2 separate regions of the Homo sapiens genome follow, and region 1 is linked to region 2. Evidence: chromatin loops called from intact Hi-C (ENCODE). Cell type or tissue: GM12878. All regions are shown on one strand. Links, peaks and the distances in the headings refer to the core of each region. The heading gives the core; the rest is flanking DNA.

Evidence for each region. A loop is a pair of places that touch in the nucleus more often than their neighbours do. Peaks named below come from ENCODE experiments on the same cell type or tissue, not always from the same donor. Only the 100,000 strongest peaks of a DNase experiment are listed, where the experiment ranks them.
Region 1: a loop joins it to region 2, with 11 times the contacts of the local background. A loop is called at or near these places in 1 of 110 quality-filtered maps.

The regions. Positions count from the first base shown.
Region 1 is chr12:8,621,214-8,637,780 of GRCh38, forward strand. It overlaps the pseudogene HADHAP2. Among named protein-coding and RNA genes, the nearest start is that of AICDA, 17 kb to the left of the region's middle. RefSeq lists enhancers at 6,058-7,049, 8,295-8,514, 14,520-15,329. In GM12878, for the core only: no CTCF peak of the experiment used is centred there; a DNase peak (open chromatin) is centred at 8,478; H3K27ac peaks cover 2,065 bases.
Region 2 is chr12:8,992,594-9,005,249 of GRCh38, forward strand. It overlaps KLRG1 (killer cell lectin like receptor G1), which reads left to right. Exons shown (of 5, transcript NM_005810.4): 3 at 2,526-2,695. Among named protein-coding and RNA genes, the nearest start is that of KLRG1, 9.4 kb to the left of the region's middle. In GM12878, for the core only: no CTCF peak of the experiment used is centred there; a DNase peak (open chromatin) is centred at 4,278; H3K4me3 peaks cover 258 bases; H3K27ac peaks cover 543 bases.

The DNA.
Region 1 (16,567 bases), core at 5,054-13,053, 370 kb before region 2:
CATGGCTCACTACAGCCTCGATTTCCGAGGTTCAGGTGATCCTCCCACCTCAGCCTCCTGAGTAGCTGGGACTACAGGTATGTGCCACCATGCCCAGCTAATTTTTGTATTTCTTGTAGAGATGGGGTTTTGCCATGTTGCTCAGGCTGGTCTCGAACTCCTGGGCTCATATGATCTGTCTGCCTTGGCCTCCCAAAGTGTTGCGATTATAGGCGTGAGCCACTGTGCCAGGCCAATATAGACATTTTAACAATATTAACTCTTCTAATCCATGAACACAGGATATCCTTCCACTTATTTGTCGTCTTCTTCAACTTCTTTCATCAATGTTTTATAAGTTTCAGTGTATATATCTCTTACCTCCTTGGTTAAGTTTATTCTTAACTATTGTATTCTTTTTGATGCTATCATAAATGAAATTAGTTTCTTGATTTCCTTTTCGGGTAGATATTTGTTCTTGTAAATAAATGCAACTACTTTTTGTATGTTGGCTTTTTAATCCTGCAACTTTACTGAATTTATTAGTTCTAATTGTTTTTTTGTGTGTGGACTCCTTAGTTTTCTACATACAGAATTATGTCATCTACAAAGAGAAATAATTTTACTTCTTCCTCTCAAATTTGGATGCCTCTTATTTTTCTTGTGTGATTGTTCTTGCTAGCACTTCCAGCATTATGTTGAATAGAAGTGGCAACAGTGGGCATCCTCATCTTGTACAAGATCTTAGAGAAAAAGTTTTCAGCTTTTCCATTAATTTTGATGTTAGCTGTGTGCTTTTCATAAATGGCTGTTATTGTGCCAAGGAATTTCCTTCTATACCTATTTTGATGCGTTTTTTTTTTCTCTGCCATGAATGAGTATTGAAGTTTGTCAAATGCTTCTGCATCTCTTGACATGATCATGTGGTTTTTAATATGACATAGCACATTGATTGATTTGTATGTGTTAAACCACTCCAAAGGATAAATCCCACTTAGTTATGGTGTAGAATCTTTCTGATGTGTTGTTGAATTTGGTTTGTTACTACTTTATTGAGGATTTTTGTATCTATCACATATTTCTTTTTCCTTTTTTTTCTTTTCTTTTCTTTTTTTTTTTTTTTGAAACAGAGTCTTGCTCTGTCACCCAGGCTGGAGTGCAATGGCGGGATCTCAGCTCACTGCAACCTCTGCCTCCCGGGTTCAAGCAATTCTCCTGCCTCAACCTCCTGAGTAGCTGGGATTACAGGCGCCCGCCACCAAGCCAGGCTAATTTTTGCATTTTAGTAATGATGGGGTTTCACCATGTTAGTCAGGCTGGTCTCCAACTTCTGACCTCAAGTGATCCACCCACCTCAGCCTCCCAAAATGCTGGGATTACAGGCACGAACCACCACACTCAGCCAATTTTTTTGTATTTTCAGTAGAGACGGGGTTTCACCATGTTGGCCAGCCTGGTCTCAAACTCTTGACCTCAGGTGATCTGCCCACCTCGACCTCTCAAAGTGCTAGGATAACAAGGCGTGAGCCAGCACGCCCAGCCTATCACATATTTCTTAATGGCACCTCCTTTAAACACACACACTCACATCCTTACTGAAACTGAAATTATTTTTTAAAGCCCAATAGCTTCCCTGACAAGGGCCCTCTTTCTTCCTGCTCAGCGTCTGACTGGGGAGTAATCCCATTCTCTACACAAAAAGTCATTATCTAACAAGTTCAGCCAACAGCTAGAAAGCAGAAAAGCTGGGACTGAGATTTGAAAGCATCAGCCTTACTCCAAAGCCCATGCAATACTGTCAAGCTGGTAAAATCAATCCTACAGACCTTAATCTATTTGACCATATCAATTTAGAAATCTTCATCAGAGCTACAGAGAAAGATCCCCCTGCCGCCGCCACATAACTATATCATTTAGAATTGGTATATGTCAGGCAAACTCAATAAATGGCTTATGCAAGAAAGACTTTGTCTTCCACCCAAAAATGTAGACAGTTGACTTAGCAAGTATTAAATCTAAATCTAATTGAAACATGGACCTGTACTTCCTTGGAGCTCCTTGCTTTATCAAAAGAGGCTCTGTTGGCAGAATTATCTGTGGATATTTGTTTATTCTATTTTATAAAATATATTTGATATAGTGTTGGCAAAACCTAATAAACACAACACAAAATACAGTCTACATTCCTGTATAATGTCTCCTTCTGTTTTGAAAATCTTTTCAGTGTATAGACTGCAAAAAAGATTCTCTCTAACATATATCAATCGGTTTTAGATATTCAGCATTTGAAAATAAAGTTCCTGGAGAGAAACAAATATTCTGTTTGTTTTGATGTTCTACCCCTTTGGGGGCAATTTAAAAAAGTGATTTTATGACGAATTTATGAAGATTACCTTTGAAAGCTGAAATTCATTCATCTGATTAATATTTATTAAAGGCCTATTATGAGAGAGCATAAGGGGAACATCGAAGGTGAATACTGGTGTGCATTATAGTTCTTCAAGCAGTTTATAATGTTGTTAAAAGCTTTAAAAATAGACATAATACTTAAAGGCAGGAGTGGTGGCTCATGCCTATAATCCCAGCACTTTGGGAGACCCCGGCGGGCAGATTACCTGAGGTCAGGAGTTTGAGACCAGCCTGGCCAACATGGTGAAACCTTGTCTCTACTAAAAACACAAAAATTAGCCGGGTGTGGTGGTGCATGCCTGTAATCACAACTACCCGGGAGGATGAGGCAGCAGAATCCTTTGAACCCAGGAGGCAGAAGTTGCAGTGAGCCGAGATTGTGTCATGGCACTCCAGCCTGGGTGACAGAGCGAGATTCTGCCAAAAAAAAAAAAAAAAGACAACATGCTTAAATGACTGATGATATTAAAATAAATAGCTATAAAAGACAAATCTAAAAATTACTGAATCATGACATCTCAAAGTTGAAGGAACTTTAGGTTTCTCTAGCCCTATGCTTTTCAAAATGGGACATGCATATCTGGAGATATGCTTATTTTTTGACGGAGCAGCAATCAATCAAGGATAAGTCGAAGCCACAGGATGGATATGCCGTGCTTTCCTGGAACCTAAAGGTTTCCCAAAAATTAGAGGAAAACATTTTTATTTAAAAAATTATTCTCCCCCTCCCCCTCCCCCTCTCCCTCTCCCTCTCCGTCTCCCTCTCTCTCCACGGTCTCCTTCCACGGTCTCCCTCTGATGCCGAGCCAAAGCTGGACGGTGCTGCTGCCGTCTCGGCTCACTGCAACCTCCCTGCCTGGTTCTCCTGCCTCAGCCTGCCGAGTGCCTGCGATTGCGGGCGCGCGCCGCCAGGCCTGACTGGTTTTCGTTTTTTTTTTTGGTGGAGACGGGGTTTCGCTGTGTTGGCCGGGCTGGTCTCCAGCTCCTAGCCGCGGGTGATCCGCCAGCCTCGGCCTCCCGAGGTGCTGGGATTGCAGACGGAGTCTCGTTCACTCGGTGCTCAATGGTGCCCAGGCTGGAGTGCAGTGGCGTGATCTCGGCTCGCTACAACCTCCACCTCCCAGCCGCCTGCCTTGGCCCCCCAAAGTGCCGAGATTGCAGCCTCTGCCCAGCCGCCACCCCGTCTGGGAGGTGAGGAGCGTCTCTGCCTGGCCCCCCCATCGTCTGGGATATGGGGAGCCTCTCTGCCTGGCTGCCCAGTCTGGAAAGTGAGGAGCGTCTCTGCCCGGCCACCATCCCGTCTGGGAGGCGAGGAGCGCCTCTTCCCCGCCGCCCATCGTCTGAGATGTGGGGAGCGCCTCTGCCCCGCCGCCCTGTCTGGGATGTGAGGAGCACCTCTGCTGGGCCGCAACCCTGTCTGGGAGGTGAGGAGCGCCTCTTCCCCGCCGCCCATCGTCTGAGATGTGGGGAGCGCCTCTGCCCCGCCGCCCTGTCTGGGATGTGAGGAGCGCCTCTGCTGGGCCGCAACCCTGTCTGGGAGGTGAGGAGCGTCTCTGCCCGGCCGCCCCGTCTGAGAAGTGAGGAAACCCTCTGCCTGGCAACCGCCCCGTCTGGGAAGTGAGGAGCGTCTCCGCCCGGCAGCCGCCCCGTCCGGGAGGGAGGTGGGGGGGGGGTCAGCCCTCCGCCCCGCCAGCCGCCCCGTCCGGGAGGTGAGGGGCTCCTCTGCCCGGCCGCCCCTACTGGGAAGTGAGGAGCCCCTCTGCCCGGCCAGCCGCCCCGTCCGGGAGGGAGGTGGGGGGGTCAGCCCCCCGCCCGGCCGGCCGCCCCGTCCGGGAGGTGAGGGGCGCCTCTGCCCGGCCGCCCCTACCGGGAAGTGAGGACCCCTCTGCCCGGCCAGCCGCCCCGTCCGGGAGGGAGGTGGGGGGTCAGCCCCCCGCCCGGCCAGCCGCCCAGTCCGGGAGGGAGGTGGGGGGTCAGCCCCCCGCCCGGCCAGCCGCCCCGTCCGGGAGGGAGGTGGGGGGATCAGCCCCCCGCCTGGCCAGCCGCCCCGTCCGGGAGGTGAGGGGCGCCTCTGCCCGGCTGCCCCTACTGGGAAGTGAGGACCCCTCTGCCCGGCCAGCCGCCCCGTCCGGGAGGGAGGTGGGGGGGGTCAGCCCCCTGCCTGGCCAGCCGCCCCGTCCGGGAGGGAGGTGGGGGGATCAGCCCCCCGCCTGGCCAGCCGCCCCGTCCGGGAGGTGAGGGGCGCCTCTGCCCGGCCGCCCCTACTGGGAAGTGAGGAGCCCCTCTGCCCGGCCAGCCGCCCCGTCCGGGAGGGAGGTGGGGGGGGTCAGCCCCCCGCCTGGCCAGCCGCCCCATCCGGGAGGGAGGTGGGGGGGTCAGCCCCCCGCCCGGCCAGCCGCCCCGTCCGGGAGGGAGGTGGGGGGATCAGCCCCCCGCCTGGCCAGCCGCCCCGTCCGGGAGGTGAGGGGCGCCTCTGCCCGGCCGCCCCTACTGGGAAGTGAGGAGCCCCTCTGCCTGGCCAGCCGCCCCGTCCGGGAGGGTGGTGGGGGGGTCAGCCCCCCGCCCGGCCAGCCGCCCCATCCGGGAGGTGAGGGGCGCTTCTGCCCGGCCGCCCCTACTGGGAAGTGAGGAGCCCCTCTGCCCGGCCACGACCCCGTCTGGGAGGTGTGCCCAGCGGCTCATTGGGGATGGGCCATGATGACAATGGCGGTTTTGTGGAATAGAAAGGCGGGAAGGGTGGGGAAAAAATTGAGAAATCGGATGGTTGCCGGGTCTGTGTGGATAGAAGTAGACATGGGAGAGTTTTCATTTTGTTCTGTACTAAGAAAAATTCTTCTGCCTTGGGATCCTGTTGATCTGTGACCTTATCCCCAACCCTGTGCTCTCTGAAACATGTGCTGTGTCCACTCAGGGTTAAATGGATTAAGGGCGGTGCAAGATGTGCTTTGTTAAACAGATGCTTGAAGGCAGCATGCTCGTTAAGAGTCATCACCACTCCCTAATCTTAAGTACCCAGGGACACAAACACTGCGGAAGGCCGCAGGGTCCTCTGCCTAGGAAAACCAGAGACCTTTGTTCACTTGTTTATCTGCTGACCTTCCCTCCACTGTTGTCCTATGACCCTGCCAAATCCCCCTCTGCGAGAAACACCCAAGAATGATCAATAAAAAAAAAAAAAAAAAAAAAAAAAAAAAAAAAAAGACCATTTAGTAAAACTTTTCTTCCCCCCAAAAAAAAAAAATAAAATAAAAAAAATAAAAAATTATTTAGAGAAGAATGTAATATGCACATTAATTTCCTTATACTTATGTCTTTTCCCCTATTTTTTTTTTCTTTTTTTGAGACAGAATCTCACTCTGCCACCCAGGCTGGAGTGCAGTGGTACAATCTTGGCTCACTGCAACCACCATCTCCTGGGCTATCCCACCTCAGCCTTTCAAGTAGCTGGGACCACAGGCACCCGCCACCACACCTGGCTAATTTTTGTATTTTTTGTAAAGATGGGGTTATGCCACGTTGTCCAGGCTGGTCTCGAACTCCTGGACTCAAGACATCCGCCTGACTGGGCCTCCCAAAGTGCTCGGGTTACAAATGTGAGCTACCACACCCGGCCTTTCTTTTCCCCATATTATCTTCTGCTCTCATGAGAAAAGGAAAAGGCCTCAAGACACGGAAGACTTCAACAATTTTTATTTTCCCCTGTCTGCAAAGTAAACCCACATGTAGCAGGCCTACCAGGGTGGTTGCTAATATAGCATCATGAAACTTTTAAAGATAAAACATAGATTCCAAGTAAGCTGAGTGATTTGCAATTATACCCTCAGATGCTCAGCATTTCTTAGTTTACTCTTCTTTATAGACAGTTTAATGGGGAAAAAACTGAGAAACAATGATTCTCTAATGCTCTGTAAAAAGCATGAATTCTTGCTAAAACTTTCCCAATTGTGGTCTCCTACCTTTTTTTTTTTTTTTTTTTTTTTTTTTTAGACAAGTTCTTGCTTTGTTGCTTTGTTGCCCAGGCTGGAGTGCAGTGGCACAATCTCAGCTCACTGCAGCCTCAACCTCCTGGGCTCAAATGATCCTCCCACCTCAGCCTCCCGAGCAGCTAGGACCACAAGCATGTGCCACCACTCTCGGCTAATTTTTAAATTTTTTATAGTGACAGGATTTCACTATGTTGCCCAGGCTAGTCTTGCACTCCTGGGCTCAGGCAATCCTCCCGCCTCAGCCTCCCAAAATGCTGGGATTACAGGCATGAGCCACTGCACCTGGCCTCTCTTACTCTCTTGTACAAACTCAGTATAGTTGAACCTCTATATCTGTGAGTTCCACAGGCTTGGATTGAAAATAATTGAAAAACAAAATAACAATTAAAAATAATATGAATTTTAAAAACAATATGGTATAGCAACTATTTACATAGCATTTACATTGTATTAGGTATTATAAGTAGTCTAGAGATGACTGAAAGTATACAGGAGTATGTGTGTAGGTTATATGTAAATACTATGCCATTTCGTATAAAGGACTTGAGTGTCCTCGGATTTTGTTATCTGAGGAGGGTCCTGGAACCAATCAATCCCTCGTGGTTCCCAAAGGACAGCTGTACCAGGATATGCATCATCCACTTGGTGGCATGAGTTCAGAGGAAGAACAAAATCATGGTAGATAGAAGCTATAATAATCAAAATAATTGAAATAATCAAAAGCTTCATGATAGGCAGTGCTTGATTGAGACTTTGATGAATAGATAGGATTTGCACATTTATTTATCATTTGAATAGTGAAATGCATAAAAAATATTTGACTATTCATTTATCTTCATTGATGATCGGGCAGAGAATTCTGGGAATAGAGTATAGTGTAATGAAACCAGCATGGTCTTTGAAGACAGAGAGACTTGGGCCCAAGATCTGTCCCTTTTTTTTTTTTTCTTTGAGGCAGGGTCTCACCCTGTCACCTAGGCTGGAGTGCACTGGTGCAATCATAGGTCACTGCAGCCTCCAGCTCCTCAAGCAATCCTCCCACCTCAACCTCCTGAGTAGCTGGGACTACTAACATGTGCCACCACACCCAGCTAATTTTTGTATTTTTTGTAGAGACAAGGTTTCGCCATGTTTGCCCAAGCTAGTCTCAAACTCCTGGGTTTAATTAATCTGCCTGCCTTGGCCTCCCAAAGTGCTGGGATTACAGGAGTGAGCCACCACGCCCAGCAGATCTGGCACTGTCACTTAGGAAATGCATGGCATTGGGAAAGAATTCCTTCCTCACAAAGTCATCCTGATGGTTTTCTTAGCTACTGTGTGGGAATATGAAAGCGTGGCATCTGGGATATGTAAAATATGCTTGATAAAATTTCTCATCTCTCCAGGTGACAGGAACAGCATGAGCTTGTTGTCCTCACAACCTTGCTGTTCCTGTCATCTTCTCTCCAGGCGACAGGAACAGCAGGGTTGTGAGGGCTTGCTTCTGATACTTTAGCAACTGTTTGAGCTCAGTCTGGTTTGAGTGAAGGCTCATAGTAAAGCTATGATTACATAAAATTGAGATGTTATTCATATTTTACATAATCTTCTTAAGTAAAACTCTAATAAAATCCAGAGTTAACTAATTTACATGTAACTATAAAGTTCTTTATGTTAAGGAAACATGATTTGTCCAGCATAAGAAAATACTTTATTTCTTAGAAAGCAATATTCCTTGTTTACCTTGCTTCTTCTAAGGGAAGAAAAATTATATCTCTTATAATTACAGAATCATTTTCTGTTTTGGGGGATTTGGAGTTAGTGAGACTAAAAAACAATTTTGTGGGGTTTCATTCAGCTATTAGTTATTTTCCTTACTAACTACTGTCTCCCCTCACCAACTTCTATTGAAAAACCACAGCACAACCTGGCTAGTTCATTTTTAACAAAAATAACATGACTTGGAAATTGTGCTGCTGGTGCACATCTGGACTTCACCACTTAATCCTCACCATGAGAAGCACGAGGTGAGGTTTCATTATGGCCACCGTGTGAAGCTAAAATGGGGACTTCCCCTGGGAGTCTCCAGGGTGTACATTCCTGTGTCTGAGGCCAGCATGCTCCGGCAGTGACTCCCCAGGCCACTATTTTTGGACACCAGCTAGATTGTTCAATATGATACTTTGTTGTTTTTAAAAAGAGCCCAAAAAGGAGTCTGTGTGGGTGAAAGTGTGATTTTTGGAGTGCTTCTACTTCTGCATTCCCCAATTTTTGTTTTTCTCAGTTTACTGCCAGCCATATTATAGAACTTCTCTGGGGTATGAAGAAGTTGAATGACAGGCCTTTATGCATATACAGGAATTACTCATTCAACTTCTGCTGTGCAGCTGCCCAGGACTCTTCAAGGATGAGAGAACAGTAAACAAGAATGCATCAAAAATCTAGGACTGGGCAAAGGGCTAAAACAAAAGAATTATTTTTAATGGGAAAATGAACTAAGGAACCTCCTCTGATCATGAACATATAAGACATAGAGTAGTGGGAAAAGTTAGGTTTTGTAATCTAGCACGTAGAGATTTGAATTCTGTCTCCACCATTTCCTATCCATCCTCCTGCTCCATATTTCTTTGAATGTGTTACCTAATGTCATATGTTTCAGTTCTTCCATGTATAAAATGCGATCAAATAATAGTGATAATAGCTAACATTTATTGTGTACTTACTTTATGGAAGATTCTGTGCTAAGCACATTGCACATAGTATCTCATTTAAATCCAAGAGGTAGGAACTATTATTATTCCTATGTTCAGGCATAAATACTGAGGTGGCTTAGAGGTGAAACAAGTGTTTTGCAGGATAGCTAAAGATATCGTAGGCCAGGCATGGAGGCTCACGACTGTAATCCCAGCACTTTGGGAAGCTGAGGCTGGTGGATCACTTGAGGTCAGGAGTTTGAGATCAGCCTGGGCTACATAGTGAGACCTTGTCTTGAAAAAAATAATAATAATAACATAAACAAGTGTCTCAGCATGTTGCACAGAAGTTACTCTATAAATAATAACTGTTTTTATAAAATATTATCTTACGATAACTGCCATATTTAATAATGGTATATTAGAAGATGAGATATTTCAACACCACACATCTACAACCGTTTGATCTTTGACAAACCTGACAAACACAAGCAATGGGGAAAGGATTCCCTATTTAATAAATGGTGCTGGGAAAACTGGCTAGCCATATGCAGAAAACAGAAAACTGGACCACTTCCTTACATCTTATACAAAAATTAACTCAAGAGGGATTAAATACTTACATGTAAAAAGCAAAATCATAAAAACTCTAGAAGAAAACCTAGGCAATACCATTCAGGACATAGGCATGGGCAAAGACTTCATGACTAAAACACCAAAAGCAATGGCAACAAAAGCCAAAATTGACAAATGGGATCTAATTAAACTAGAGAGCTTCTGCACAGCAAAAGAAACTCATCAGAGTGAACAGGCAACCTACAGAATGGGAAAAAAATTTTGCAATCTAACCATCTGACAAAGATCTAATATCCAGAATCTACAAGGAACTTAAACAAATTTACAAGAAAAAAAACAAACAACCCCAGCAAAAAGTGGGCAAAGGATATGAACAGACACTTCTCAGAAGAAGACATTCTTGTGGCCAACAAACATGAAAAAAAGCTCATCATCACTGGTCATTAGAGAAATCCAAATCAAAACCACAATGAGATACCATCTCATGCCAGTTAGAATGGTGATTATTAAGTCAGGAAACAACAGATGCTGGCGAGGCTGTGGAGAAATAGGAATGCTTTTACACTGTTGGTGGGAGTGTAAATTAGTTGAACCATTGTGGAAGACGGTGTGACAATTCCTCAAGGATCTAGAACCAGAAATACCACTTGACCCAGCAATCCCATTACTGGGTATATACCCAAAGGGTTATAAATCATTCTACTATAAAGACACATGCACATGTATGTTTATTGCAGCACTATTGACAATAGCAAAGACTTGGAACCAACCCAAATGCCCATCAATGATAGACTGGATAAAGAAAATGTGGCACATTTATGCCATGGAATACTATGCAGCCATAAAAAGAATGAGTTCATGTCCTTTGCAGGAACATGGATGAAGCTGGAAACCATCATTCTCACCAAACACAGGAACAGAAAACCAAACACCACATGTTCTCACTCATAAGTGGGAGTTGCACAATGAGAACACATGGACACAGGGAGGGGAACATCACACACCAGGGCCTGTTGGGGGATGGGGGGCAAGGGGACAGAGAGCATTAGGACAAATACCTAATGCATGCAGGGCTTAAAACCTAGATGATGGGTTGACAGGTGCAGCAAACCACCATGGCACATGTATACCTATGCAACAAACCTGCACGTTCTGCACATGTATCCCAGAACTCAAAGTAAAATTAAAAAAAAAAAAAAGAATAACCAAAATTTCGTCTTTCTACTTCAAAGCTTCCCTTAAAGAAACGTAGAAGACGAGATATTTCAAAAATATAAGTTGTCACCATCAACAAGTTATCTGCACCCATAGTTCCAAGTTTTCTGATTAGTTATGAAATATGAGTAGATTTATGGTTCTCACATTTTGGTGTGAGTGAGTGAGTGCATAAAATTGCAGATTCTACAAATTTTGATTTCATGCATCCCAGGGCTCTGCCGTTTTGAAAAACATGCCAATAATTCATTCCAAATCTGGTGGTCAGTTTGGAGCCAAACTTTGATAGATATTGGCCTAGAAGATCTCCAAAGTCTCATCCAGCTCTAAAACGACAATATATATATTTTTAAACTGTCATGGGGTTATGGGGAAAAGGAGGTCGCTTTTCAACAAATTGAAATGCCAGGGAAAATTAGAGGTGCTCCAAATCACATGGAACTCTTCACAGGGTTTTTTTCTTTGTGGGTAGATACATTCCAAAGACCAAATTCCATATTAGTTGTTTGCTCAGAGATGCAATGTAAAGACTGATATGATTCCAAAGACTAGTAGAATAAATCTTGACCCAATTAGCTCTAAAATGGATGAGGGACAGTTCCTAAGGAAATTATAGCATATTAGAAACAACATGTTTTCTGTAGAATTGCCATTCTCATCTATAAAGATATTTCTTTCTAGAGAGTCTCGAAGTCCTGGAACCATGTTGGTAAATTCTTCCTCCTTGGTTCTCTTTTTCTTTTAGGGTCTGCACGGATGATTGCCTTTCTACTAATCAAATCACAACCCCTCTTGATTTCATTAAAATCAGTGTCCTTAATGAGATTTGAGAAGCAAACGAATTGACATCAGCAGCTCAAATTCTTTTTTTTTTTTTTTTTTTAGACGGAGTCTCGCTTTGTCGCTCAGGCTGGGGTGCAGTGGCGCGATCTGGGCTCACTGCAAGCTCCGCCTCCCAGGTTCACGCCATTCTCCTGCCTCCGCCTCCCGAGTAGCTGGGACTACAGGCGCCCACCACCTCGCCCGGCTAATTTTTTCTATTTTTTAGTAGAGACGGGGTTTCACCGTGTTAGCCAGGATCGTCTCGATCTCCTGACCTCGTGATCTGCCCGCCTCGGCCTCCCAAAGTTCTGGGATTACAGGCGTGAGCCACTGCGCCCGGCCAGCAGCTCCAAATTCTTTAGTTCACACTGCAGCCGGTTTCCCCCTCCCCACAACCCCTCACCCTTCTTACCCACCCATCACCGATCCACACACTCCCCGCCCATATCCACACATTGGCTAAAATTACCAATCAATGAGGGCCTTTTCACTTTGTTACCAGAGGAGGAAAGGGAGAGTCAACCATCTCAGTATGGTTAGAAAACAACACTACTAACTCGGTACATGCCAGCACTTTGGGTAATTTATTCAGCCTGCCCCTACCTCCATGCATTCGGGTTACTTTAGACCTCCATCCATAGGTTCCCTAAAGGAGGTATGGCTACAGCAAAAAATAAGTAAAATCAAAATTCTCCTATTGAGATGATTTTCCTGGATGTGCTCTGTAATTAGTTATTTACGCTCCGAGCAAATAATCCTAAAATCTTGATTAAGACAGACTAGAAAAGTCACATTGTGCATGATTTCATTTATAGGGAAGTATTTAATTTATATGAAAATATATCCGGGATAGGTAAATCCCTAGAGGCAGAAAGCAGACTGGTAGTTGCCCAGGGGCTAGAGAGGAGACTAGGGAGTTGCTACTTAAGGAATATGAGGTTTTCTTTTGGGGATAGGAAAAAGTTTTGAAAATAGAGGTGGTTGGGCCGGGCGCGGTGGCTCACGCCTGTAATCCCAGCACTTTGGGAGGCCGAGGCGGGGCAGATCACGAGGTCAGGAGATCGAGACCAACCTAGCTAACACGGTGAAACCCCGTCTCTACTAAAAATACAAAAAAAAATTAGCCGGGCGTGGTGGCGGGCGCCTGTGGTCCCAGCTACTCGGGAGGCTGAGGCAGGAGAATGGCGTGAACCCGGGAGGCGGAGCTTGCAGTGAGCCGAGACCTCGCCATTGCCCTCCAGCCTGCGCGACAGAGCAAGACTCCGTCTCAAAAAAAAAAAAAAAGAAAAGAAAAAGAAAAAGAAAAAGAAAATAGAGGTGGTAGTTACACAAGTCTGTATGTACCAAACGCCACTCAATTGTACACTTTAAAATGCTTAATAGTGTGTTATGTCAATTTCACCTTAATTTTTAAAAATCCTGATTAAGAGGAAAAGTCCTCCGCTCAGGCGGCCCTGCTAAAGTGCTCTTCACTGCTGTCCTCTTCAGCTCAACATGGTGGCCTACCGGGCGATTGGCATCCTCAGCCGCTTCTCTGACTTCAGGATCCTCTGATCCCAAGGTTATATACGCCGCAATTTTACAGAGTCTTCTGCTTTGCTGACCAGAACCCATATTAACTATGGAGTCAAAGGGGATGTGGCAGTTATTCGAATTAAATCTTCCACTTCAAAGGTAAATACACTGAGTAAAGAGCTGCATTCAGAGTTCACGGAAGTTATGAATGAAGTCTGGGCTACTAATCAAATCAGAAATGCTGTCCTTATTTCATCCAAAGCCAGGCCGCTTTATTGCAGGTGCTGATATCAATATGTTAGCCACTTGCAAGACCCCTCAAGAAGTAACACAGGTATCACAAGAAGCACAGAGAACATTTGAGAAACTTGAAAAGGCCGCAAAGCCTGTTATAGCTGCCATCAGTGGATCCTGCCTGGGAGGAGGGCTTGAGCTTGCCATTTCATGCCAATACAGAATAGCAACAAAAGATGGAAAAACAATATTAGGTGCCCCTGAAGTCTTGCTGGGGATCTTACCAGGAGCAGGAGGCACACAAAGGCTGCCCAAAATGGTGGGTGTGCCTGCTGTTTTTGACATGATGCTGACTAGTAGAAACATTCATGCAGATAGCGCAAAGAAAATGGGACTGGTTGACCAATTGGTAGAACCCCTGGGACCGGGAATAAAACCTCCAGAGGAATGGACAATCGAATACCTGGAAGCAGTTGCAATTACTTTTGCCAAAGGACTAGCTGATAAGAAGATCTCTCCAAAGAGAGACAAGGGATTGGTGGAAAAATTGACAGCGTACACCATGACTATTCCATTTGTCAGGCAACAGGTTTACAAAAAAGTGGAAGAAAAAGTGCAAAAGGAGACTAAAGGCCTTTATCCTGCACCTCTGAAAATAATTGACGTGGTAAAGACTGGAATTGAGCGAGGGATTGATGCTGGTTATCTCTCTGAATCTCAGAAATTTGGATAGCTTGCAATGACCAGTGAATCAAAGGCCTTGATGGGTCTCTACCATGGTCAGGTCTTGTGCAAGAAGAATAAATTTGGAGCACCACAGAAGGATGTTAAGCGTCTGGCTATTCTTGGTGAAGGGCTGAAGGGAGCAGGCATCACCCAAGTCTCTGTGGATAAGAGGCTAAAGACTATACTTAAAGATGCCACACTCACTAGGCTAGGCCAAGGACAGCAACAAGTGTTCAAAGGATTGAATGATAAAGTGAATAAGAAAGCTCTAACATCATTTGTAAGGGATTCCATCTTCAGCAACTTGACTGGGTGTGGGGAAAAGAGAGATCAGACGGTTACTGTGTCTATGCGGAAAGAAGAAGACATAAGAGACTCCATTTTGTTCTGTACTAAGAAAAATTCTTCCGCCTTGAGATGCTGTTAATCTGTAACCCTACCCCCAACCCTGTGCTTGCGGAAACATGTGCTGTGTCGACTCAAGGTTTAATGGATTTAGGGCTATGCAGGATGTGCTTTGTTAAACAAATGCTTGAAGGCAGCATGCTCATTAAGAGTCATCACCACTCCCTAATCTCAAGTACACAGGGACACAAACACTGCGGAAGGCCGCAGGGACCTCCGCCTAGGAAAGCCAGGTATTGTCCAAGGTTTCTCCCCATGTGATAGTCTGAAATATGGCCTCGTGGGAAGGGAAAGACCTGACCGTCCCCCAGCCCGACACCCGACACCCGTAAAGGGTCTGTGCTGAGGAGGATTAGAAAAAGAGGAAAGCCTCTTTGCAGTTGAGATAAGAGGAAGGCATCTGTCTTCTGCTCATCCCTGGGCAATGGAATGTCTCGGTGTAAAACCCGATTGTATATTCCATCTACTGAGATAGGAGAAAACCGCCTTAGGGCTGGAGATGAGACATGCTGGCAGCAATACTGCTCTTTAATGCATTGAGATGTTTATGTATGTGCACATCAAAGCACAGCACCTTTTTCTTTACCTTGTTTATGATGCAGAGACATTTGTTCACATGTTTTCCTGCTGACCCTCTCCCCACTATTACCCTATTGTCCTGCCACATTCCCCTCTCCGAGAGGGCAGAGATAATGATCAATAAATGCTGAGGGAACTCAGAGACCGGTGCCGGCGCCGGTCCCCTGGGCCCACTTTTCTTTCTCTATACTTTGTCTCTGTGTCTCTTTCTTTTCTCAGTCTCTCGTCCCACCCGACGAGAAACACCCACAGATGTGGAGGGGCAGGCCACCCCTTCAACTGGGCAGCTTGATTAGCAACGTTTTAAAGGTCGACATGGTGATTGAAGCTGTGTTTGAGGACCTTAGTCTTAAGCACAGAGTGCTAAAGGAAGTAGAAGCGGTGATTCCAGATCACTGTGTCTTTGCCAGTAACACATCTGCTTTCCCAATCAGTGAAATCGCTGCTGTCAGCAAAAGACCTGAGAAGGTGATTGGCATGCACTACTTCTCTCCCATGGACAAGATGCAGCTGCTGGAGATGATCACAACCGAGAAAACTTCCAAAGACACTCAGTGCTTCAGCTGTGGCAGTCAGTCTCAAGCAGGGGAAGGTCATCATTGTGGTTATGGATGGACCTGGCTTCTATACCACCAGGTGTCTTGCACCCATGATGTCTGAAGTCATCCGAATCCTCCAGGAAGGAGTTGACCTGGAGAAGCTGGATTCCCTGACCACAAGCTTTGGCTTTCCTGTGGGTGCCGCCACACTGGTGGATGAAGTTGGCGTGGATGTAGCGAAACATATGGCGGAAGATCTGCGCAAAGCCCTTGGGGAGCGGTTTGGAGGTGGAAACCCAGAACTGCTGACACAGATGGTGTCCAAGGGCTTCCTAGGTCGCAAGTTTGGGAAGGGCTTTTACATCTATCAGGAGGGTGTGAAGAGTAAGAATTTGAATTCTGATGTGGATAGTATCTTAGTGAGTCTAAAGATGCCTCCTAAGTCTGAAGTCTCCCCAGGTGAAGACATCCAGTTCCGCCTGGTGACAAGATTTGTGAATGAGGCAGTCATGTGCCTGCGAGAGGGGATCTTGGCCACACCTGCAGAGGGAGACATCGCAGCTGTCTTTGGGCTTGGCTTCCCGCCTTGTTTTGGAGGGCCTTTCTGCTTTGTGGCTCTGTATGGCCCCCAGAAGATAGTGGCCCGGCTCAAGAAGTATGAGGCTGCCTATGGAAAACAGTTCACTCCATGCTAGCTGCTAGCTGACCATGCTAATAGCCCTAACGAGAAGTTGTACCAGTGAGCAGGTCTCATGCTTCGCTCAGTCAGTGCACTAACCCTAGCTGTGGGCAGTGCTGGTTTTCCAACAGAGTGGCATCTAGACTTATCAGAGTAACGAGAAGGAAGACAAACCCTGGCACTGGGTTTGCTCCCTGATTAAAGTGCCTTCAGCCAAGACCATCTCTCCCT
Region 2 (12,656 bases), core at 30-8,029:
AGCTCACTGCAGCCTTGACCTCCTTAGGCTCAAGTGATCCACCTCAGCCTCTCGAGTAGCTGGGACCACAGGCACATACCACCATGCCTGGCTAATTTTTGTATTATTATTATTATTTTTTTTTTTTTGTAAAGACATTTCACCATGTTGCCCAGGCTGATCTCAAACTCCTGGGCTCAAGCCATTTGCCCTTCTTGGCCTCCCAAAGTGCTGGGATTATAGGTGTGAGCCACTGCACCTGACCATATTTTCTTAATAGAACTGCAGTCAAGTCCTCTTAAAATTTCTCCCACCTTTCTTTCTTTTAATGCAAGGCTGAGAATAGTTCTTATCGTAGTATGCTCATAATTTTGTATATTGCTTTTTAATTTTATGTTGCCAGAAACATTTCCTTACTGCCATATTTATTGGGATGATTGAATTATAATATTAATGATGTTTAACTTTTCACATAATAGATATATCATAATGTAATGAAACATTCTGAATTTTTTTTTTTTTTTTTTTTGCCATTCAGGTGCTTTCACATTTTCTAAAACTAATTTTTAAGTTTAGTTCTTCTAGGACCTTAAATCTGGTGATCTAGAGGACTCTCAGTTTGTTGTTTTACAGTCTAGAGTCCTAGCTTAGGTTTATATTTTTAGGGGATGATAGTGACCGATTACACAGAAGTGATTTATTAGGGTTCTTTTTTAAATTTTTTTAAAAATTTTGAGACAGAATCTCGCAATGTTGTTTGGGCTGGAGTGCAATGGCGTGATCTCGGCTCACTGCAACCTCTGCCTCCCAGGTTCAAGCGATTCTCATGCCTCAGCCTCCCGAGTAGCTGGGATTACAGGCACCTGCCACCACGCCCAGCTAATTTTTTGTATTTTTATTAGAGACGGGGTTTCACTATGTTGGCCAGGCTGGTCTCGAACTCCTGACCTTGTGATCTGCCCGCCTTGGCCTCCCCAAGTGCTGGGATTACAGGTGTGAGCCATTGCGCTCTGCCGATTTATTAGGATTCTAAGAGTTCAGCTCCAGGGCTTCTACCTCAGAGCCAAGTCCGACCTTTGACAAAAAGGAACTCCTAGGGAAGTTGGGAATTTCTAATCCAGGCTGAGTAATGTCACAGTTGTATGGAAAAAGCAAAATCTATAAGGTGCCAATTTAACAGCTTGATCTCCAGAACTTATATTGGTTGTATGCCAGTACTTCCTAGAGAACAATTATCTAATATTTATATGAAAAATACTACTTTCCCCACTTTGTAACTCCCAAATCTAGAGTAGATATATACTCTATTCTGCAATTATATATCTACACATGTGCTCATGGAGTATAATGGCTCATACTTGCTCACTGTAGAATTGTGCTTATGGCGAGTTTATGCACATATGTTTAAGTATTGAAACTGAAGTAGAAAAATCAATAGAATTTTGGAATCTTGGTTGGAATTACCTTGAAAGCATATTCAGTTCCCTTTCATCTTTGATTGTTTGTTTTTGAGACAGTGTCTTGCTCTGTCGCCCAGGCAGGAGTGCAGTGGTGTGATCTTGGCTCACTGCAACCTCTGCCTCCTGGGTTCAAGTGATTCTCATGCCTCAGCTCCTAAGTAGCTGGGATTACAGGCGGGTGCCACCATGCCCAGCTGATTTTTTTGTATTTTTAGTAGAGATGAGGTTTCACCATGTTGGCTAGACTGATCTTGAACTCCTGGCCTCATGTGAGCCACCTGCCTCGGCCTCCCAAAGTGCTGGGATTACAAGAGTGAGCCACCATGCCTGGTCAGTTCCCTTTCATCTTGACAGAACTATGAACCAACCATTTTAAAGGAATGTGGATCTTCCGTATTTAAAAGAGCTCGGTTAGGGCATTCTATCACTTTTCACTTTAGCACCTGTTATGCTTCTCTGCCAGAAAACCCTTTTGAAAAATATCAAAGTAAGTTCTTTTTGCTGAGGTATAAGGGTTTTTTTCCAGTTTTCAATGGTGAGGGACAGTTACATCTGTGATAATAAAAAAGCAAAACCTTTCATTCTAGTTAAGTTTGCTTTTCCTAATTTCTTTTTGGCATTTTCAGTTGGGCATTCTGAATGATTCTGCCTGATTTAAGCAATATACATTATGCAATTATGCAATATATACACAGAGCAAAGACAGTACACAGATGCATATCATATGAATTCACAGTTATCTGGTGTGTGTATATTACATGTGCACAGAGATCTCTAGCACAAGTCAAGTACTTGCTCCAGAGTTTTCAGGCAGATTGTTGTATGCTTTCTTCTTTGTTCCTTCAGTTATAGTCATATTCTTGTGTAGTGGAATATATACTTAGTAGATGATGGAGTTGGACATTATGAGGACATTATGAGGTATTCAAATTGACACCACGCATTGTTACACATTTCTCTAACCCTTAATCTGAAAAGTGGTGGAGCAGGGAAGACCCAGGGCTGCCATATTCCATTTTATCTCCCATTTCATTTCCAAGACTGAGTGGTCCATAAAGATGTGAACCAGGTCCTCTTCTCTCCTAGGCTCCAACTACTCCACTTGTGCCAGCTGTCCTAGCTGCCCAGACCGCTGGATGAAATATGGTAACCATTGTTATTATTTCTCAGTGGAGGAAAAGGACTGGAATTCTAGTCTGGAATTCTGCCTAGCCAGAGACTCACACCTCCTTGTGATAACGGACAATCAGGAAATGGTAAATGCAAACATTTAGAAAATGTAGGGTTTTTGTTTTGTTTTTGTTTTTGTTTTTAAACTGCTATTTAAATGTATCATGTATCCTCTTTTAAGGAACAGAAGGAATCTGTGATTTGGGGGGGATACTATATTCTTCCCCTTCCCTCTTCTTCTCTTTCCTCTTCTACTTCTGCCTTCTTCCCTCTCCCTCCCCACTCTTTACCCTTATGCTGTCTGACCCAACAAACCTCAGTTACAGCAACCCAGATGCTTGTATAGCATGTAAGTGTGTATGTGGGGCAAGGAGGCAGAAGGATGGTGAGTGTTTTGGAGAGGAATGAGACCTGAAATACAGGTCTAGTTAAAAGAAGTCTTAGGTCCGGAAACCTACAGGTCCAACAACAAGGCAGCAGATTCTTTTTTTTTTTTTTTTGACAGAGTCTCCCTCTGTCATCCAGGCTGGAGCACAGTGGTGTGATCTTGGCTCACTCCAACCTCCGCCTCCCAGGTTCAAGCGCTTCTCCTGCCTCAGCCTCCCAAGTAGCTGGAACTACAGGCGTGTGCCACCATGCCTGGCTAATTTTTTGTATTTTTAGTAGAGATGGGATTTCACCATGTTAGCCAGGATGGCCTTGATCTCCTGACCTTGTGATCTGCCCGCCTCGGCCTCCCAAAGTGCTGGGATTACAGGCATGAGCCACCGTGCCAGTCCTTATATAGTGGAACTTGGGAGGGAGGGAAAGATAGAGATCACGGGGACAGAGTGATTGTGGCAAGGGCTTAAATGCCTTCTTTTAAAAAGTTTTCCCTTAATTCACTGGAATCCAATAAGTTCCAGACTGCAATGTTGAGAAAGTTGGGATATAAGGAAGAAAACACGCGTGCACGTGCATGTGTGTGTGTGTGTGGTGGCCTCCACTTCCTTCAGGCCCCTCAGATCCTTCCTATCCACCCAGCAATCTCTTGGAAAAGAGCTTGCTATTGGTCCTAGACCATCTCAAGGCAATACAAGGAACTGACATCCTGAGGTTGCCTAGTATAAAAATCAATCAAATTCTAATTTGTCAACATAAATAACATCTATAAGGAAAACAAGAAATCTTAGTTTTGTGTTAGTGCTAATTTGATACTGATTTTTGTGTTTTGCTATTGTTTTCTGTTTTCTTTTATTGGGTAGGATCTAGTCACAGAGAACAATTTATTGAGAATTAAACTATATTAACTTACCTTGGGAAAAATCCAGAGGTTACTCTAAAGCAGTGGGGGAGAACATATAGTTCCTAAATTTTATAGCTACCTATATAACTACCTATATAAAGCATACAGATTCTTGTTTTCTGCCAAAGGAACACTTACTCCTTTGGAATTCCACATAGAATCTAAACTCTAAATCATTCCACATTTGTGACTAACTTTTTTTTTTAAAGCCTTCTCTAAGTGAGGTGGCAGAATGCATTGAGTTGTATTAATTAAACATGAGTTCTTAGTTTTATGGCCTCCAGCAATATAGCCTTGCTTTCTGGACCTTGTTGTAGCAACTCCTATTCTCATTCTGATATAGTGACTCTCAGGATTTGAGCTGACTAAAGTCAGTAGCAGAAGTGAGCCATGAACTTGAAACATTGAGGGCAAAACTGATAAACAGGAGTCGTGAGTCATAGCACAAGACACTGCCACAGAAAATTGTGGTGTAGCAGCTGCTATAAATTTCACAGTGTGATCATGAGAGGTGAGGAGGGAAAGGATGAAGGGCACAGAATATCTGGGAAAATGGCAATATTTCTGTTTCTCTGAGGAACCCAGAGGAAGGGCAGGATCATTAGAGGGATTTTGTCCTTCCTCTGCTTCCTGACATGCCCCCATTCCTTAGACTATTGTTGAGTAAAACCAGCAGAGTTACATTCACTGCATTTCCAAATTGAGTTTATTTTCTCCTAAGGCTCCTTGGGGCCAAGTCAGTGCTGGAGAGGGCGGAATGTCCCTGCTAGATGTCATAAGTTTTACTTTTAACATTCCTGTGGAATCTTACTTGATTCTCTGGTTTAATTCTTTTTCTTGCTCCGGCTTTTGTCAGATTCTGTAGAACCAAATTGATTTTACGTGCCCTGCTGCGTCTGTTGTTCTAGTGTTATTATTCTTTTGTTCTCAGGGCAAGATTTACATACTATTTTGAGGTATGTACAATGTTTCTAGTATCATACTGGGGTCTGAGCCACTACCAAAAAAGCAAGAAGTAAAAATAAAAAAGAGAGCTCTATGGATCTATTAAAACTGAAGTTTTTCAAACTGACATTCCATTGGTGGAGAGTGCTGCTAGAGAATTTTGTTGCTATATGTAGAATCTACAGGCCTATGGAAAATATCCCTCTTATGCTGTTAAACGGTCATCTTTCAGTGAGATGCTTACGTAGAGTTCACCTCCTATCTTAGATCACTTACGGCAAAGTGTACAATAATAACAGAGGCTACCATGGATTGAGCACTTGCTTTTTGCCAGATGTTTTATGTATAGTATTCTTTTTTTTTTTCTTTTTGAGATGGAGTTTTGCTCTTGTTGCCCAGGCTGAAGTGCAGTGGCACAATCTCGGCTCACTGCAACCTCTGCCTCCAGGGTTCCAGCAATTCTCCTGCCTTAGCCTCCCAAGTAACTGGGGTTACAGGCGCCTGCCTCCACGCCCGACCTTTATGTATAGTATTCTTAATCGTCACAGCAATTCTAAAAAGTAGAGTTCAACATCCCCATTTTGTTGGTGAATGAATAAAATTCAGAGGAATTGGCTGGGCATAGTGGCTCCTGCCTGTAATCCCAGCACTTTTGAGAGGCTGAGGTGGGTGGATCACTTGAGGTCAGGCGTTCGAGACCAGCCTGGCTAACATGGTGAAACCCCATCTCTGCTAAAAATACAAAAATTAGCTAGGCGTGCTGTTATGCACCTGTAATCCCAGCTTCTTGGGAGGCTAAGGCACCTGAATCGTTTGAACCCAGGAGGTGGAGGCTGCAGTGAGCTGAGACTGCACCACTGCACTCTAGCTTAGGCAGCAGAGTGAGACACTGTCTCAAAAAAAAAAATTCGGAGAATTAATGAGTGTAAGTCTAAGGCTACAAATCTGGCAGAGCCAAATTTTAAATTCTACTCCAGTGGGCATGGTGGCTCACACCTGTAATCCTAGCACTTTGCGAGGCCATGGCAGGTGGATTGCTTGAACCCAGAATTCAAGACCAGCCTGGGCAACATGGCAAGACCCTGCCTCTACAAAAAAATACAGAAATTAGCTGGGTGTGGTGGCGCACACCTGTGGTCCCAGCTACTCGGGAGGCTGAGGTGAGAGAATCCCCTGAACCCAGGAAGTAGAGGCTGCAGTTAGCCGTGATCACACCACTGCACTCCAGCCTGGGCAACAGAGCGAGACTCTGTCTCAAAAAAAAAAAAAAAAATCCACATCAACTCACCTTCAAAGTCACTTATAGAAATATCGTATTTGACAGCTTCCAGAATCCATTTTGCATATGTTCAACAAGACAACTTTTTCTACTAATTGTCTTCTGGTTTCTTTTCTATACATATTTAAAAATTTTTTTGAATTGACATACAGAATGTACATTGTATGACCGTGGATATTTAAATTTATTTATTGTGATGAGGTCTCACTATGTTGCCCAGGCTGGTCTTGAACTCCTGGGCTCAAGTGATCCTCTCGCCTTGGTCTCCCAAAGTGCTGGGATTATAGGCTTAAATATATTTAAAATAGTGAGATGCTTTCTTATTATCTCTTTTTTTTTTCTATCTGGGACTTCAAGATTATTCTTGATAGAGAAAATAAAATGGAAATTAAATTTCTCTGTTATTTTCTCATTTTTGTGTTAACATTATGGCATCAGCCCTTGCTTCTTCTTGCCCTATGAGTATATCTTTAGATGTTTGGATATATTCAAATTCTTGATTTTTCTTGCCATTTTTCCCCCACCAAGCTCAGTTCATCCTGGATGTTGTTAGCCTGGTTCCTTATAGTTATTGGTATGTTATTTTAAAGTATGCATTCGTTAGTGAGTTCCCAGTGAAACTGCTTTGATTTCTTTAAATCTATTCTGATGCTCCTTGCCCTATAATATCTCTCTTCCTCATTATCATAATTTGGAATTATATGATCCAACTTTACTCTTGCAACAACCTCTCATTCAACTTTACCTATCTTCCTGACCTTGGGATTCCCCGAGCTTTTGATGTCGGCTTCTCACATATTTAGGATTTACATCTAATAATATCCAAAGTTTCCTTCTTTGGGTGCAGCAATGCAAACACTATGGTAACATGGTCACTTTTCTGTATATTTTTAATCAGGTAATGAAAACAGCTTGGTTTCTTTCAGACAGTCATGAGTGTGCTTTTACTATATTTCTTACTAGCTATGCGAACTTCAACAACTTTCTTAACCTTTTTGACTCTCAGTTTCCTCATGTACAAAGTGAAGATAAAACTTTCTAGACTGTCCGGGCGTGGTGGCTCACGCCTGTAATCCCAGCACTTTGGGAGGCCGAGATGGGTGAATGATTTGAGGTCAGAAGTTCAAGACCTGGCCAACATAGTGAAACCCCATCTATACTAAAAATACAAAAATTAGCTGGGTGTGGTGGCACGTTTCTGTAATCCCAGCTACTCAGGAGGCTGAGGCAGGAGAATCACTTGAGCCCCGGAGGCAGAGGTCTCAGTGAGCCGAGATCAGGCCACTGCACTCCAGCCTGAGAGACAGAGTGATACTCTGTCTCAAAAACACAAAAAACTCAAAAAACAATATAAAGCCCAGAGCCAAAAATAACTTTTACTTTGCTCTTCTGTGTCCCAAGACATACAATTTCAGTAAAATATGCATCACAGAGTAAATTATGACTTGTTGAATTGAGTATATTGTTTATGAGGAAATCTGAGATGACATGTCAGAAGATTCAAAGAAATGGCTGGAAACACAGCATAGATGGTAGGGGAATTGCTTTACTCTGGAGGTCTTCACAGTCTGGTAATGTGCATCTTTTGTCACGCTTCTTTATAATCAGATTAAGCAGCTAGTGTCAACTGCATAACAAGGGATGGGCATGATAAGCTAGGATATTTCCACTATTTTTTAACTTAAAAAATTGTGGGAAAATATGCATAGCATAAAATGTACTATTTTAACCATTTTCAAGTGTACAATTGAGTGGCATTAAGTACATTCACATTGTTGTACAACCATCACTACCATCATCTCCAGAACTTTTTCATCATCCCCAGTTGAAGCTCTGTACCTCTTAAACAATAACTCCCCTCCCTCTAGCCCCTGGTAATCACTATTCTACTTACCATATCTATGTATTTGCCTATTCTGTCCTTTAGTGTCTCACTTATTCACTTAGAACACTGTTTTCAAGGTTCTTCCGTGTTGTAGCATGTATCAAAGTTATGGCTGAATAACATTCTATTATATGGATATACTACATTTTGTTTGTCCATTTATTCATCAGTGGATACCTGGGATGCTTCAACCTTTTGACTGTTGAGAGTAAGGCTGCTGTGAATTTGGATATCCATCTATTGACAGACACTGTTTCCACAAGCTTTTAAAAAGTGGAGCAAATGATGGTTTACGGAGCAGGGCTTACTGACTTTTAGCATTGTGTACTTACACAAAATTATAGGGAAAATTCTTATTGATATTAAGCTCTAGTAATTTGTAACCTGTCAGATTTTCCTTTGAAATTTCTTAACGTTATTTGCATGTTTTTAGATGATGGTAATTAATGTGTTCATATTATAGGATATCTGAAAAGTCTGGAAACAGGCTAAACTTATTTTTAAACAGTATGTTGGTTACATTTTCAAGTAATATGCTCTATATTTTTACTCAATCTTGAGACATGTTTTCAAGTGAAACATCTCTAAATTTAAAGCAATAGATATAATTATTTTTAGACCTTATGAGTACTCTGTATTGTAAATTTTTTTCAAATTAGTAATTACATCCTTTGCTTTAAATACTTCACCTGAAAAAGTGTCTGAAGAAAAACATATTAATGATATTATTTTAAAATATGAGACTGTAGGGTTCCCCAGTGCCTGGCTTTCTTTCTGTGTATTGGCTGAAAATCGCAGAGGGCCTTGACCGCTCTGTGACCCGCCCAGCTACAGGTTTTTCCCCTGCAGGCTCTACCCAAACCCCAGCCTTGAACATTTCCAGTCACTGATAAAGGTATCTAGGTTGCTGCTCAAAACACTGAAATAAACTAGCCCCAGCCCTAAGTCAGATTCCTTAAACCCTCATAAAATCTCCATCTCTGACCCCCTGGCCGTGGACATATGTAGGTCAAATGCTCCTTTTCTCTGGCTGTCCATCGTGAGTGTTGCTGCAGCCCTCTGTAACTTCCCCTAATAGATGCTTTGCACAGATCACCTTGACATTTAGTGCTTTATTCTATGGTATCCCAACCAACCCCATCTCATGATGATTTGGGGTCCTCCCTTGTGGGAATTCCCCTGTCGCTGCTTTTGGGATGATTTCAGCCATGGGTTTGGTGGGACAAAACAGAGATATACTGCCTAAAAATACATTTATCCTATGTTTTTAGGTGTTTTGGAACCCATTATTTTGTATTCTGCTTTTATCAAATAGCATTATTTCATTCTTGGTTTTTGCTAAGCATTAAATTATTCCAGGTAATAAAAAGTTGCAACCAGATTTTATTTTATTTTTTATTTAGTTTTAAATATTATTTTTATACGTCTTGCATCATTCCACTATTGCTTAAATCTTTTCATATTCTTAGATAAAATTCTCCTTGTTTTCAATTGTCATGAGCTGTGAGCATATTTATAGAAATCATTTTGCTTGCAGTTATTTATTTACATTATATTCCCTAAAATTAAGTTGGCTAATCAAAAGATAAGATTTTATAGTTTTGATGTATTATTAGTTTTTCTTAATATGGGTTGAAATAACTTACATACATTCTGTAAACCATTTTAATTTGGAAGTTTAAGGGGTATGCTTTGTGCCTTAATGATATTTTAATTTCAATTAAAAATACTACATACAGAAGTGTATGTGGAAGGTATAAATGTTGAACTAAAAAAGCAAAAAAGGAAAAGAAAAGAAAAAGTGCCCTTGATTTTATTTGTTTGGGTTTTATCTTCACTTTGCTTTTAGGGTTTGCATTTTTTCTAAAATATAAGCAAACATTACAAACTCTAAGTGACATAACACCTAAGTGTTCTAGCTCACACCCTCTCTGGGTGACAAGAGTTCTCAGTTACCACCTTTACCTATACTTTTGTTGTTGTTGTTGTTGTTGTTGTTTGAGACTCTCACCCAGGCTGGAGTGCAATGGCACAATCTCATCTCACTGCAACCTCCACCTCCTAGGCTCAAATGACCCTCCTGTCTCAGCCTCCTAAGTAGCTGGGACTACAGGCATGTGCCACCATGCCCAGCTAATTTTCATATTTTTTGTATTAATGGAGTTTTGCCATGTTGCCCAGGCTGGTCTCGAACTCCTGGGCTCAAGAGATTTTCCTGCCTTGGCCTCTCAAAGTGCTGGAAGTACAGATGTGAGCCACTGCACCAGACCGATTTGTACTTTCATGCTGCTTCTATATTCTCTCTCTTTCTAATACACACACACACACACACACACACACACACACACATTATCCATGAGTACATAGAATATAAGGTTATTGTACTATGGTTTTGAAGGCCTCTTCCAAGTGGGAAGATTTTCGAGTGAAAGTGCCATAATAAACATTTTCAATATCCAGCCTCACCAATGAGAAGTTGTAAGAGGACTGACTGATCAAGTGATTTAGAATTATATGGGTCTTGAGGGTAGTAAATGAGCACAGGATTGGGGTTTGTACGTGGGCATTACCTAATCCTAGCTCTGCAGATTCTAACTGAAATTTCTGAGCAAATCTTTATCAATTTCTGTGCTTCATTAGCTGCCGTTCCTCCTCTTGAAATGAAAGAAAAAGAAATGGACTGTTTTTCTCATTATCAGTGGAGAAATGGGGAATCACTCTTTTTTTCCTTTTGTTAATTTTATTTATTTTTTCAAATATTTAGCTTACAATTTTTGATTTGAATATACTCAAATTTTATATACTTTGAATGCAGTAACATTTATTTTTGAATCTTTTAGATCATGGCTATCATTCACACCAATTTTGTGAAAATATTAAAAAAAATCCATTCTTTTTTTCCTAATTTAAATAATTCTTTAAACAAGTTGGTTAAGAAATGCAAAAATTTTAAGCTATCTTGAAAATTACAGTGTCATTTCATCTGTCGTATACTTCATTCACTCTCCGGTCTACCTTCTTACCCCCAGCATGCACAGTTAAGTGCTCCACAGAGAGAAAGTAAAAAATACAGAGTTTGTGTTCAGAGGGTTTTTTTTTTCTTTTTCTTTTTTATTATTATTATACTTTAAGTTTTAGGGTACATGTTCACAATGTGCAGGTTAGTTACATATGTATACATGTGCCATGCTGGCGTGCTGCACCCATTAACTCGTTATTTAGCATTAGGTATATCTCCTAATGCTATCCCTCCCCCCTTCCCCCACCCCACAACTGTCCCCAGAGTGTGATGTTCCCCTTCCTGTGTCCATGTGTTCTCATTGTTCAATTCCCATCTATGAGTGAGAACATGCGGTGTTTGGTTTTTTGTCCTTGCGATAGTTTACTGAGAATGATGATTTCCAATTTCATCCATGTCCCTACAAAGGACATGAACTCATCATTTTTTATGGCTGCATAGTATTCCATGGTGTATATGTGCCACATTTTCTTAATCCAGTCTATCATTGTTGGACATTTGGGTTGGTTCCAAGTCTTTGCTATTGTGAATAGTGCCACAATAAACACACGTGTGCATGTGTCTTTATAGCAGCATGATTTATAGTCCTTTGGGAATATACCCAGTAATGGGATGGCAGGGTCAAATGGTATTTCTAGTTCTAGATCCCTGAGGAATGGCCACACTGACTTCCACAATGGTTGAACTAGTTTACAGTCCCACCAACAGTGTAAAAGTGTTCCTATTTCTCCACATCCTCTCCAGCACCTGTTGTTTCCTGACTTTTTAATGATTGCCATGTGTTCAGAGAGTTTTAACTTCTTGCAGCATAATACCTAATTGTGTGTTCTTTATTTCTATAGATACTTATTAAACATAATTTTTTAAAAAAGAGATGGGATCTTGCTCTGTTACCCAGGCTGGAGAGCAATGGCATGATCACAGCTCACTTTAGCCTCAAACTCCTGGGCTCAAGTGATCCTCCTCCCTGCCTCTGCCTCCCAAGTACATGTCACCAAGTACAAGCACATGCCACCATGCCTGGTTGGCTACATTTTTTACTTTTCGTAAAGATAGAGTGTTACTATGTTGTCCAGGCTGGTCCTGAACTCCTGGCCTCAAGTAATCCTCTCACCTTGGCCTCCCAAATTGCTGGTATTACAGGCAGGAGCCACTGTGCCTGGTCTGCATTTATTGAGTATAATTTTATATATTTTTCTAGGTGCTAGGGATATGGTAGTCAAGAGTTGTTGCTATTATAATGTTTACATTTTATTTATTATTTTTAAGGAAAATGATATTTTAAATTTAGTTTTGTTATTAACATTTTTTTAAATTGGCACATAATAATTATATATATAGGGTATTTATCCGAAGGAAATAAAATCAGTATGTTGAAGAGATATGTTCACTCTCATATGTATTGTAGCAATATTGACAATAGCCAAGATATGAAATCAACCAAAATGTTCAACAACAAATAAATGGATAAATGAAACTAACACAAGAACAGAAAACCAAACACCGCATGTTCTCACTTATAAGTAGGAGTTGAACAATGAGAACACATGGACACAGGGAGGGGAACATCACACACCGGGCCTGTCGGGGGGTGGGGGGCAAGGGGAGGGATAGCACTAAGAGAAATACCTAAT